Linked DNA regions of Homo sapiens: region 2 is linked to region 1. Evidence: read pairs that join two places in POLR2A ChIA-PET (ENCODE). Cell type or tissue: OCI-LY7. All regions are shown on one strand. Each heading gives the region's core, and the rest is flanking DNA. Links, peaks and the distances in the headings are about the cores only. Region 1 overlaps EEF2K (eukaryotic elongation factor 2 kinase). Region 2 overlaps PDZD9 (PDZ domain containing 9).

Evidence for each region. Peaks named below come from ENCODE experiments on the same cell type or tissue, not always from the same donor. Only the 100,000 strongest peaks of a DNase experiment are listed, where the experiment ranks them.
Region 2: POLR2A ChIA-PET joins it to region 1 with 16 read pairs; 8 of 35 experiments call an interaction of 5 or more read pairs at or near these places.

What each region holds. Positions count from the first base shown.
Region 1 is chr16:22,213,587-22,218,962 of GRCh38, forward strand. The region is part of intron 1 of EEF2K (eukaryotic elongation factor 2 kinase); the gene reads left to right. Among named protein-coding and RNA genes, the nearest start is that of EEF2K, 10 kb to the left of the region's middle. RefSeq lists enhancers at 1,287-1,456, 2,831-2,975, 4,802-5,301 and a cis regulatory region at 2,894-2,911. In OCI-LY7, for the core only: no CTCF peak of the experiment used is centred there; DNase peaks (open chromatin) are centred at 2,685 and 4,615; H3K4me3 peaks cover 883 bases; H3K27ac peaks cover 1,871 bases.
Region 2 is chr16:21,988,814-21,994,189 of GRCh38, forward strand. All of the region lies in intron 2 of PDZD9 (PDZ domain containing 9), which reads right to left. Among named protein-coding and RNA genes, the nearest start is that of PDZD9, 9.6 kb to the right of the region's middle. In OCI-LY7, for the core only: no CTCF peak of the experiment used is centred there; no DNase peak of the experiment used is centred there.

The DNA of each region.
Region 1 (5,376 bases), core at 69-5,068:
GGCTTTAAAACAACACATTTATTATCTTATAGTTCCTGGGGATCAGAAGTTCTAAAATCTAGGTGTCAGCATGGCTGTGTTCCTTCTGGAGGCCCCAGGAGAAAATCGGTTTCTTTGCCTTCTCCAGATTCTAGGGGCTGTCCTCATTCCTTGGGCTCCTGGCCCCTCCCTTCCATCTTTGAAGCCAGCAGTGTGGCAACTTCACACCTTTCTGTCTTTGGTCACATCTCTTCCTCTAACTCTGACCCTTCTACCTCCTTTTTATAAGGATCCTTGTGATTACACTGGGCTCACAGGATAATCCATGACTGTCTCCCATCTTAAGATCCTTAATCACATCTGCAAAGTCCCTTTTGCCATATAAGGTAACATATTCACAGGTTCCAGGGATTAGGATGTAGCCATCTTAGGGGAGCCATGTTTCTGCCTGCCGCAGACAGTCTGGCCTCAGGTTATAATGAAATTTGCTTGTGGAGGGTTTGTAGGGAGCGAAGTGATTTAGGGAGTCGGGGACTGGAGGATTATTGGGACATAACAGCAGCTAGTACTTTTGAGAGTCAAGTCTATCCCAGACACCATGTGCCTAATCTCATTGTATCCTCAGAACAACCCCTGCAGGGGTACTGTTAGCTGACCCCTGTTTACAGAGGAGGGAACTATCCAAGGAAGGCTTTCTGGAGGCCAGGTGCAGTAGCTCATGCATGTAATCAACTTTGGGAGGTCGAGGCAAGAGGATCGCTTGAGGCCAGGAGTTCAGAGGCAAGAGGATCACTTGAGCTTGGGAGACTGAGGCTGCCGTGAGCCATGATTGCACCATTGCACTCCAGCCTGGGTGACAGAGTGAGACCCTGTCTCAAAAAAAAAAGAAAAGAGACCAGCCTGGGCAATGTAGGGAGACGCCCATCTCTATAAAAATAAAATAACATAATTAGCCAGATGTGGGTGGTATGCACCTGTAGTCCCAGGTACAATGGAGGCTGAGGTGGGAGGATCACTTGAGCCCAGGAGTTGGAGGCTGCAGTGAGCTATGATTGCACCACTGCACTCCAGCCTGGCCAACAGAGCCAGACTCTCTCAGCAACAACAACAACAACAAACCCAAAAGAAACAAACAAGGAAGGCTTTCTGGAGGAGGTCAACATTTGAGCTGCGTCTTGAAGAGATTAAAGGGTTTTGCTAGTGAGTGGGAAAGGGATTCCAGGCAGAGGTGTTACTGGTGGAGGGTGTCCAGGTTCTTGGCATTTTGAGCAAAGAATTGGACAAAACACACGAACAAAACAAGGAAAGAAAGCAACGAAAGCAAATATTTACAGAAAACAAAAGTACACTCCACAGGGTGGGAGTGGGCTTGAGCAGATTGCTTACAGAATTGCCTGGGGTTTAAAAACCCTCTAGAGGTTTCCCATTGGTTACTTGATGTACACCCTATGTAAATGAAGTAATGGCCTGGGATCAGTCTGATAGGTTGTGGAATGCGACCAATCAGAGGCTGAAGTGAAGTTACAAATGAAGACTCCTATACAAACGAGGACTTGGCCAGCACCAGCCTGATTGGTTGTGGGAAGGGACCAATCAGAGGTAACTTCAGTTTTTCATCTGCCACGCAGGTAAGTTGGGGGTTGCAAAGGGAGTAGCCTCTGGTCCTTTTGTTACTTGGGCTTGGAAAGTAGGGGTTTTCCTTTTGATTTAGTTCTAGGAAGTCAGCCTGAATCAGCCTTAGGTTCCCTGCCTCCAGACCCTATTCGCCTGCCTCAGAGGCACCTGCAGATAGATACAAGGGCAAGGAGGTGAGGAGAGTTTGGTGGTGCATGGAGATTGATTCTTGGACTTGGAAACTTGGGAAGCTGAGATGGCAGGGAGGAAGGGACGGATGGGCTGGACTCTGTAAATTGGTCCTTTCATTCTGATGTACTATTTCTCTCAATAGTTTAAATAAATGTTTATGAGCACCCATTATATGCTAGGGGTGCAGACATTAAGACACTGATGTGAACTCTTAGCTTGATGCTTGACTTAATCACTCCTAATGCTGCATCCCAGTAAATAAACACTGAGCAGCCAGACACGGTGACTCACACCTATAATCCCATCTCTTTGGGAGGCTGAGGCGGGTGGATCACTTGAGGTCAGGAGTTCAAGACTAGCCTGACCAACATGGTGAAACCCCGTCTCTACTAAAAATACAAAAATTATCCAGGTGTGGTGGCGGGTGCCTGTAATCCCAGCTACTCGGGAGGCCGAGGCAGAAGAATCACTTGAATCCGGGAGGCGGAGGTTGCAGTAAGCCGAGATCACGCCACTGCACTCCAGCCTGGGTAACAGAGGGAGACTCCATCTCAAAACAAAAGAAACACTAAACATAAGGGTATTTGAGTTCATGTTGAGCACCTGTGCACTGAAGGCAATACAAGGTATGGGGGGAGGGATGGAGACAGCAGTGCAGACCTTAGGATGTCACAGCCCACCTGACAAGTCTATTGTCTAGGAGAGGGTCCCAGCTCCTAATGGTGGGGCCCAGGATTCAAACCCTGGCCATGCGGCTGTAGAGGACAAGCTGTTAGCCACTGTATTGGGCTTTGGTTTTTGTTTCTTGTTTGAAGGAAACTCGGGACTCCAGCTAGGGTTTAAAATATCTTCAGAACAAGCCAGGTGCAGCCCTCAACAGCCTAGCGCTGTGTAGTTCCGCTCCCTTAAGGTTGCCTTTTCAGAGGTAGACTGTCACTTCTGGACCTAGCAGCTCCTGTCATTGTCAGAGGAGAGTCCAGTGTAGCACCTGGTGTGCAGTCAGTCTTTCACGTGCATTATTTGTCTTTCTTATTTCCATAGAAATTACGCCTTTTTGAGGTTGATAAGCTTTTGAGGTTGATAAGCAGATAAGTAGCTCTTCTGCTTACTTATCACTCATTCACAGCACAAAAGCCACACTCTCCCTTCTCTGAATTCGTGTTAAACTGTGAGAAACTCAGCTTCTTCTAGTTGGTGGAATAAGACAGTGTCCTTGGCATGGTATGTAAAGGAACCAGATGGCTGGGCACTGTGACTCATGCCTGTAATCTCAACATTTTGGGAGGTTGACGCGGGAGGATCACTTGAGACCAGGGGCTTGAGACTAGCCTAGGCAACACAGCAAGATGCCGTCTGTAATAAATAAATAAAGGAACCAGAAGAAGACCTACCAGTGTAGGGATAGGGTGGGGAAGGGAAGTAGTAAGGGGAAGTAGAGCTAAAGTCTCATTTATCATACCTGGAAATCAGAAGATAGGATGAAAATAGATAAATTAAGAAATAATCAGGGCCGGGTGCAGTGGCTCATGCCTGTAATCCCAGCCCTTTGGGAGGCTGAGATGGGTGGATCCCTTGAGTCCAGGAGTTTGAGACCAGCTGGGCACATGGTGAAATCCCATCTCAACAAAAATATACAAAAATTAGCTGGGTATGGTGACGCGTGCCTGTGGTCCCAGCTACTCCGGCGGCTTATATGGGAGGATCACTTGAGCCTAGGAAACAGAGGTTGCAGTGAGCCAAGATTGCGCCACTGGACTCCAGCCTGGGTGACAGAGCAAGACCCTGTCTCAAAAAAAAAAAAAAAAAAAAAAAGAATCAGGAAGCGTATTATTTAGTGATATATATAGATAGATAGATAGAGAGAGAGAGAGAGAGAGATGCGAAGGATAACACTGAGAATAGTTGGAAGTAGTTGCCTCTAGGGTTGGGAAGTAGGGCTGCCCGTGCAAAGTTGCAAAGGTTGTTCACTAGAGTTGAGCAGTACCCCACCTATATGATCATATACAGTGGCCCTAGTAAGAAAAAGGTGTTTAAAGCATTTTTAAAATTATATATAAATAATATACAATGGCCCAAACCCTGGCTGGGTTTGGACAGAGTCTCACTCTGTCGCCCAGGCTGGAGTACAGTGGCACGATCTTGGCTCACTGCAAACTCTGCTTCCCAGGTTCAAACAATTCTCCCACCTCAGCTTCCCGAGTAGCTGGGATTACTGGGATTACCGGCTCGTGCCACCATGCCCCGCTAATTTTTGTATTTTTAGTAGAGACGGGGTTTCACCATGTTGGCCAGGCTGGTCTCGAACTCCCGACCTCAGGTGATCCACCTGCCTTGGCCTTCCAAAGTGTTGAGATTACAGGCGTGAGCCACCGTGCCTGGCTGGTTTGGGGATTTTCATATTGCATGTGACAGAAAACCTATCTGTAACTAGCTAAATAGCCCTTTCCCCTACTGCCCCCCAAAAGGCGGGGTTTATTGTATCATCTGATTCAGAAATCTACGCTGGGCTTGGTAGTTTGGTTTCGGGAACATCTGGATTCCAGGTCTCAAATGACATCATCGCTATTCATTTTTCTCTTTCTCTGGTTCTGCCCTCCACCACGTATCAGCTTTGTTCTGTGTTGGCCTCAGCCCCATTCTCAAGTTCACATTCAGCATGAAAAGGCTGATCACCTCTTCCAGTCACTCAAGCAAAAAGCCCCAGGTTTGCTGCAATGGGCTAGAATAGTTTGACTGTAATCACATGACCACCTCTAAGCCAATCTCTGTGGCCAGGCACCCCAGTGGTTGGTTTAGGCCTGGATCTTGTGACACACTCCTGAACACATGACTCGAGGGTGGGGCAGAGGCAGATCCTCACACAGAAGCTGGTGCGTGATTCCAGGTGGCTGATCAATCACCTGTGTCCACTGTGGTTGTAGTCAAGGGCGTGTGGGTTGTGCTGTGCTGGGCGTACACTAGTGTGTGCATTGGCCAGCTCGGGGTGCCACGTTATTGGCTTTGGGATGCTGGTTCCCAGGAGTGGCGGTGGGAAGATTCCACCTGCTTTCTATGGTAGGAAGGCAGGTCCTGGGGTGAGGGTGAGCCCCGAGGGGGACCAGTGGCCACTGTGGCTTGACCCGCAGGCCTTGACCTGAGCATTGCAGGCATAGTTTCCTGCCCCTGTAACTGCCAGATCGAGACCCAGTGAGACAGTGGTTTCCGTCGCCAGAGACTGAAATAGTGTATTCCCTGAGGACCCCTGAAGAAGCTTGGCTTTGCTACGAGCCAGACGTCCAGGTCACAAGTCTGGCTGGGACCCAAGGCTCAGTCCCTTTATAATAGCTGTTGAGTTCACGGAGTGAGTACAATTATGCATCCCCACTGAGGCTCAAGAGGTGAAGTCACATAGCCAGTTAGTGGTAGAGATGGGGCTTGAACCTGGGTCTTCCTGACTCACTCAGCTACCTTTCCATAGAAATAGGGACTGGAGGCCGGGCGCAGTGGCTCATGCCTTTAATCCCCAGCACGTTGGAAGGCCGAAGAGGGTGGATCACTTGAGGGCAGGAGTTCAAACAAAAAAATTAAAAAAAAAAAAAAAAAGAGAAAAAA
Region 2 (5,376 bases), core at 93-5,092, 220 kb before region 1:
ATCAGTAAAACTAGAGGTTTAAAGGGACTATATTGATTTCTGGCTTTATTGTGAGGTATTTCATTTTATGGGTTCATATTGTTGATTCTTTTTGAACCAAAACCAGGCTTCAGCCTTTTTTTTTTTTTTTTTTTTGAGATGAAGTCTAACTGTCACCCATGCTGGAGTGCAGTGGCATGATCTCAGCTCACTGCAAGCTCCGCCTCCCAGGTTCAAGTGGTTCTCCTGCCTCAGCCTCCCAAGTAGCTAGGATTATGGGCATGTGCCATCAAGCCTGGCTAATTTTGTTTTTTTTTTTTAGTAGAGATGGGGTTTCACCATGTTGGCCAGGCTGGTCTCAAACTCCTGACCTCAGGTGATCTGTCCACCTCGGCCTGCCAAAGTGCTAGGATTACAGGCATGAGCCACCGTACCCGGCCCAGCCTTTATTTAATAAAGATGTTCATGTCCATGATATGAATGTCCTTTGCATACTGAAGAATGTATGCAAGATGTTTCTTAATAGCAGTATATTGGTAGACATTATATGATGTTTTTGAGACGTTTCTGAAGTTCTTGGTGTGACAGAGGCTAAAAAACATTTATAATCGGAACCAGCTGTTAGGATTCTAAAAATAGATTAGTTTCAGATAAAATGAATGGCTATTACTAGAAAAGAAAAAACCACTTACACTAAGTGGTGAATAAATGACCTACTTTCTATTATACCTGCCTGGCAATTTCCAGTGCCCTCCACAGTTAATAGACCATATTAAACATAAAGCCTTTCATTTTAATTCTCTACCCTTGTGCAGTATTAGTTGAGCAAATAATTCTGTATAAAACATTGGGCAATTAGGCATGCTTTAACTGTAAGATGTGTATGCAGTGAGTATGTTGGTTTAAAGGGATTTGACAGCTAGGTTTCCCTACCTTAGGGCAACGCAGGATAAGGAAAGAAACAAGATGGGCAACCATGCAGCTTCCGAGTCCCTGGCAGGTGGGAAGAGGACTACATCTTGAGCACTAACCCCCGAAACCCCCAAATTGAAGGAAGCTAAAAAGACCAATTTTTCACTTGCTCCAACCTCCCCCATGTCCCCACCTCCAGCAGCTAGGTCATGGACCTGTGAGTGAGATCCAGCTACTTGACACTCCCACCTGGGTCACTGAACCTGGAGGAGGAGATGCAAAAGAGTGACAGGAGCTTCTAGTTGCTAGGGGTAGTTACACACAGCTCTTGGTTCTCTCACCATTTTCCAAGCCTGCTTCTCCAGCCTTTTGGGAGATTCTGTCAGACTCAGTATCCCAAATTCAGTGCATTAACAGAAGTGTTTTCTGTTTTTTGCAATGAGGAACCCTGGCTGCTACAACGGCATTCAGCAAGACTTCAGAAAGGAATACAAAGGATTTGCTTTTTAAGGACCAGCTCACATTGGGCAAAATCTTAAGTCTTCAGATCTTACTAGTACTGACCTTCTGGAGACCCTCAATCAGCCTCATTCTAAGACAGCTGAAGCCTAACCTCAAAGAAGAAAAGGGTCAAGAAGTGCCTTCTCTGATGCATGCACTGGGCTTCAATCAGGAATTACACTGATCCCAAAAGAAGCCTCTAAGGATGCCAAGGACAAATGTCCATAGCTCTAGATCCTATCAGAAACAAAAGTTCCCAGAATTCCAGAAAACAAATACTTACAAGGGTGGAGAAAAACCTTCTACTTTGGTCTTAAGCAGTAGCTGGGGGTAATACAATCAACCATGTATCTGAAGCTCACTTCAGAATGAAACAAGGCTACCTGCAGCTTGAGCAATATGAAACAGCTGCTCATCCTACTGAGGTTAATTACAATGGCAAAACAAAACAAAACAAAACAAAAACAAAACCCTCCCCGGATGAGCTTACTTACCTAATGTTAAAAGCAGTGTTTATAGCTGAAAGCTATGGCTTGGCATTCTGCTTAATTATGTTGTAAAAGTGTGACTTTTATCAAGAGGGCAGAAAATAAACAGCTTAATTTCCTGACCGTTCTGGCTGTAAACCAAACATGTCAGCATGTGAATGTGATTACTCTAGCAATAGATATTAACATTGCCCTTCATACAGAAACACCAATTTCGTACTTATGAACACCAACCTCATTACACCTTTTTTTTTCTGTTTTAATGGGCTATAGGATGACATTATATAAACTTTGTCTCGATTACCTACAGTAAATCAACTTTGCAGCAGCCAAGCCACTACTGAAAAATATTTTATCTTTTTCATCTCTCCCAACTAGGCTGGAAGTTCCTTAAGTTCCTCAAGGCTAAGGACCATGTCTGTGCCGTTCACCACTACACCCCCAGTGCCTAGCTGGGTGTCTGCACACACCAGGCCTTTAGGAACTGCTTAGGCAGTAGCCAGTCCATGACTTGTATTTACTGTTGAAGCTACATTAATTTCTTTTTTTTTTTTTCTCCTGAGACAGGGTCTCACTTTGTCACCCAGGCTGGAATGCAGGGATACAAATACAGCTCACTGCAGCCTCGACCTCCAGGGCTCAAGCAACCCTCCTGCCTCAGCCCCTGGAGGAGCTGGGACTGCAAGCGCATATGCCCACCATGTTGGGCTAGTTTTTGTATTTTTTATTGAAATGGGGTTTTGTCATGTTGCCCCAGCTGGTCTCGAACTCCTGAGCTCAATTTGCCCGCCTCAGCTTCTCAAAGTGCTGAGATTCCAGGTGTGTGCTATCGCACCCGGCCTACATTAATTTCTCAAGACTTAGAATGTCAGAATCTGTTAAGGCCATACTGCCCAAAAGGAACTAAAAGTTTAGCCAGAATAAACTAACACTAAACTAAATTAGGAAATCAAGGTGAAACCCTATCCTGAAACACCAAAGGAGAGAAATTTCAGCACATAGATAAAAGATAATGGGGCTGGGAGGAAACGGGGTCAAAGAAATAGCATGTTTCTACAATTATCATCTCTCGAGATCTTATCATCATTGTCTAAAACCACTGAGTTACAGATTTTAAAGCCTAGAATGATGCCGAGGAGAACTGGCAGGCTTGTCACGAAGAGATTTGGGGCTCTGGACTTCCTCTGTATTCAAATCTCATTTCTAGTTGTTAGGCAATTGACTAGAAAGGTATGGGCTTTCTAGGCACACATCGGTTCAAATCCCAGCTCTGAACACAGACTCAGTTGTGTAACTAAGATGAACAAGTTATTTCATCTCTCTACGCCTCTGTATTTCATTATCTACATTTCAGGAGTGTTGCAAACTTTAAATTAGATAACACGTGGGGCCAGGTGAAGTGGCTCATGCCTGTAATCCCAGCACTTTGGGAGACTGAGGCAGGAGGATTGCTTGAGCCCAGGGGTTCGAGGCTGCAGTGAGCTATGATTGCGCCACTGCACTCCTGCACTCCAGCCTGTGTGACAGTGAGACCATGTCTCTTATTCAAATAAAATTAAAAATTGGAGTTAAAAAAAGATAATAGATGGGGAAATATCTCCCACAATGCCTAGGACAAATATTTATTATTTATTTATTAAGCAAAGACATAACAAATGAGCCACTACTTTAGGTGTGACGGTTAATATTGTCAACTTGATCGGTTCAAAGGATGCAAAGTATTGTTTCTGGGTGTGTCTGTGAAGGTGTTGCCAGAAAAGATTAACATTTGAGTCAATGGACTTGGAGAGGCAGACCCAACCCTCAATCTGGGTAGGCACCATCCAATCAGCTACCAGCAAGGCTAGAAAAAGCAGGTGGAAAAAGGTGGAATGAGCAGACTTGCTGAGTCTTCCAGCCTTCATCTTTCTCCTGTGCTGGATGCTTCCTGCCCTCGAACATCAGACTCAAGTTCTTTGGCTTTTGGACTCTTGGACTTACACCAGTGTTTTGCCAGGGTTTCTCAGGCCTTCAGCCACAGACTGGAGGCTACACTGTCGGCTTCCCAACTTTTGAGGTTTTGGGACTCGGACTGAGCCACTATTGGCTTCCCTGCTCTTCAGCTTGCAGATGGAGGGGCAGAACAATATGGTTTGGTTCTGTGTCCCCATCCAAATGTCATTGCCGATTGTAATCCCCACCTGTGGAGGGAGGGAGGTGATTGGATCACGGGGGTGGTTTCCCCCATGCTGTCATGATAGTGAGTGAGTTCTCATGAGATCTGATGGTTTTATGAGTGTTTGACAGCTCCTCCTTCACACACTCACACTCCCTCCTGCCGCCTTGTGAAGAAAATGCCTGATTCCTCTTCCACTATGATTGTAAGTTTCCTGAGGCCACCCCAGCCGTACGGAACTGTGAGTCAATTAAACCTCCTTCATTTATAAATTATCCAGTCTCAGGCAGTATCTTTACAGCAGTGTAAGAATGCACTAATACAGTAGGTGAGTCCTGGATTTAAAAGATGAAATTCAAGACTGCTTCTAACCTCAAAGAGCCCACTAACTATAGCCGTGCCATGAGATTCTCTGTTGCCCACCTAAAAGCATACTCCTGTCCCACTCTAGCACCCTGGAGTATGCACCCGGATCATCACCCAGCATCTGTCACCTGACCTTGAAGAAGCTGAGAAGCAGCAGCTTCCCCATGGGACCTGTCCTGGAGTTCTTTTGTTCTGGTAAGTCCAGAACTCTCCACCGGCCGCCGTTTATTCTCCACCACCAAGTAGTGATGTGTGGGGAAAATGCTTTGGATTTTAAGGTATAGCAAACTGTTTCATAAAACCATTATGTATCTGCTTTCTTCTTTAATCCATTGCTTGGAACCCTTAGCTGCAAATTAGAATCACCTGAGGAGCTTTTAAAACATAAACTGCCCTGTCCCAGTCCAAGAACGATTGAATCAAAAACCTGTAGGGAGATAGGGACCAGGCATCTTGGTTTTAAAAACTTCCCAGATGATTCTAACAGGTAACCAGAGTTGCAAACCAGTGGCTTAATCCACTGGGACCCCCATACAGCCATCATTTTTTATTAAAACACACACATGCAAAAGTCTAGAGAATCTGTAAGAACAGCCTAAGAGATGATTGCCAATATTTCTGTAGCACTTCAGTTTTAAAAGCACTTTCATAAAAATTATTTCATCAGGTTGGGCTCAATGGCTCACACCTGTAATCCCAGTACTTTTGGAGGCCACATGGGAGGATTGCTTGAGGCCAGGAGTTTGAGACCAGCCTGGACAACATAGTGAGACACCACCCACCCACCACCTCCATTGCCCATGTCTACAAAAAAATAAAAAATAAAATAAAAATTAGCTGGGCATGGTGGTGCACGCCTGAGTCCCAGCTACTGAGGAGGCTGAAGCAGGAGGATCACTTGAGCCAAGGAGTTTAAGGCTGCAGTGAGCCATGATCAAGCCACTGCACTCCAGCATGGGTGACAGAGTGATACCC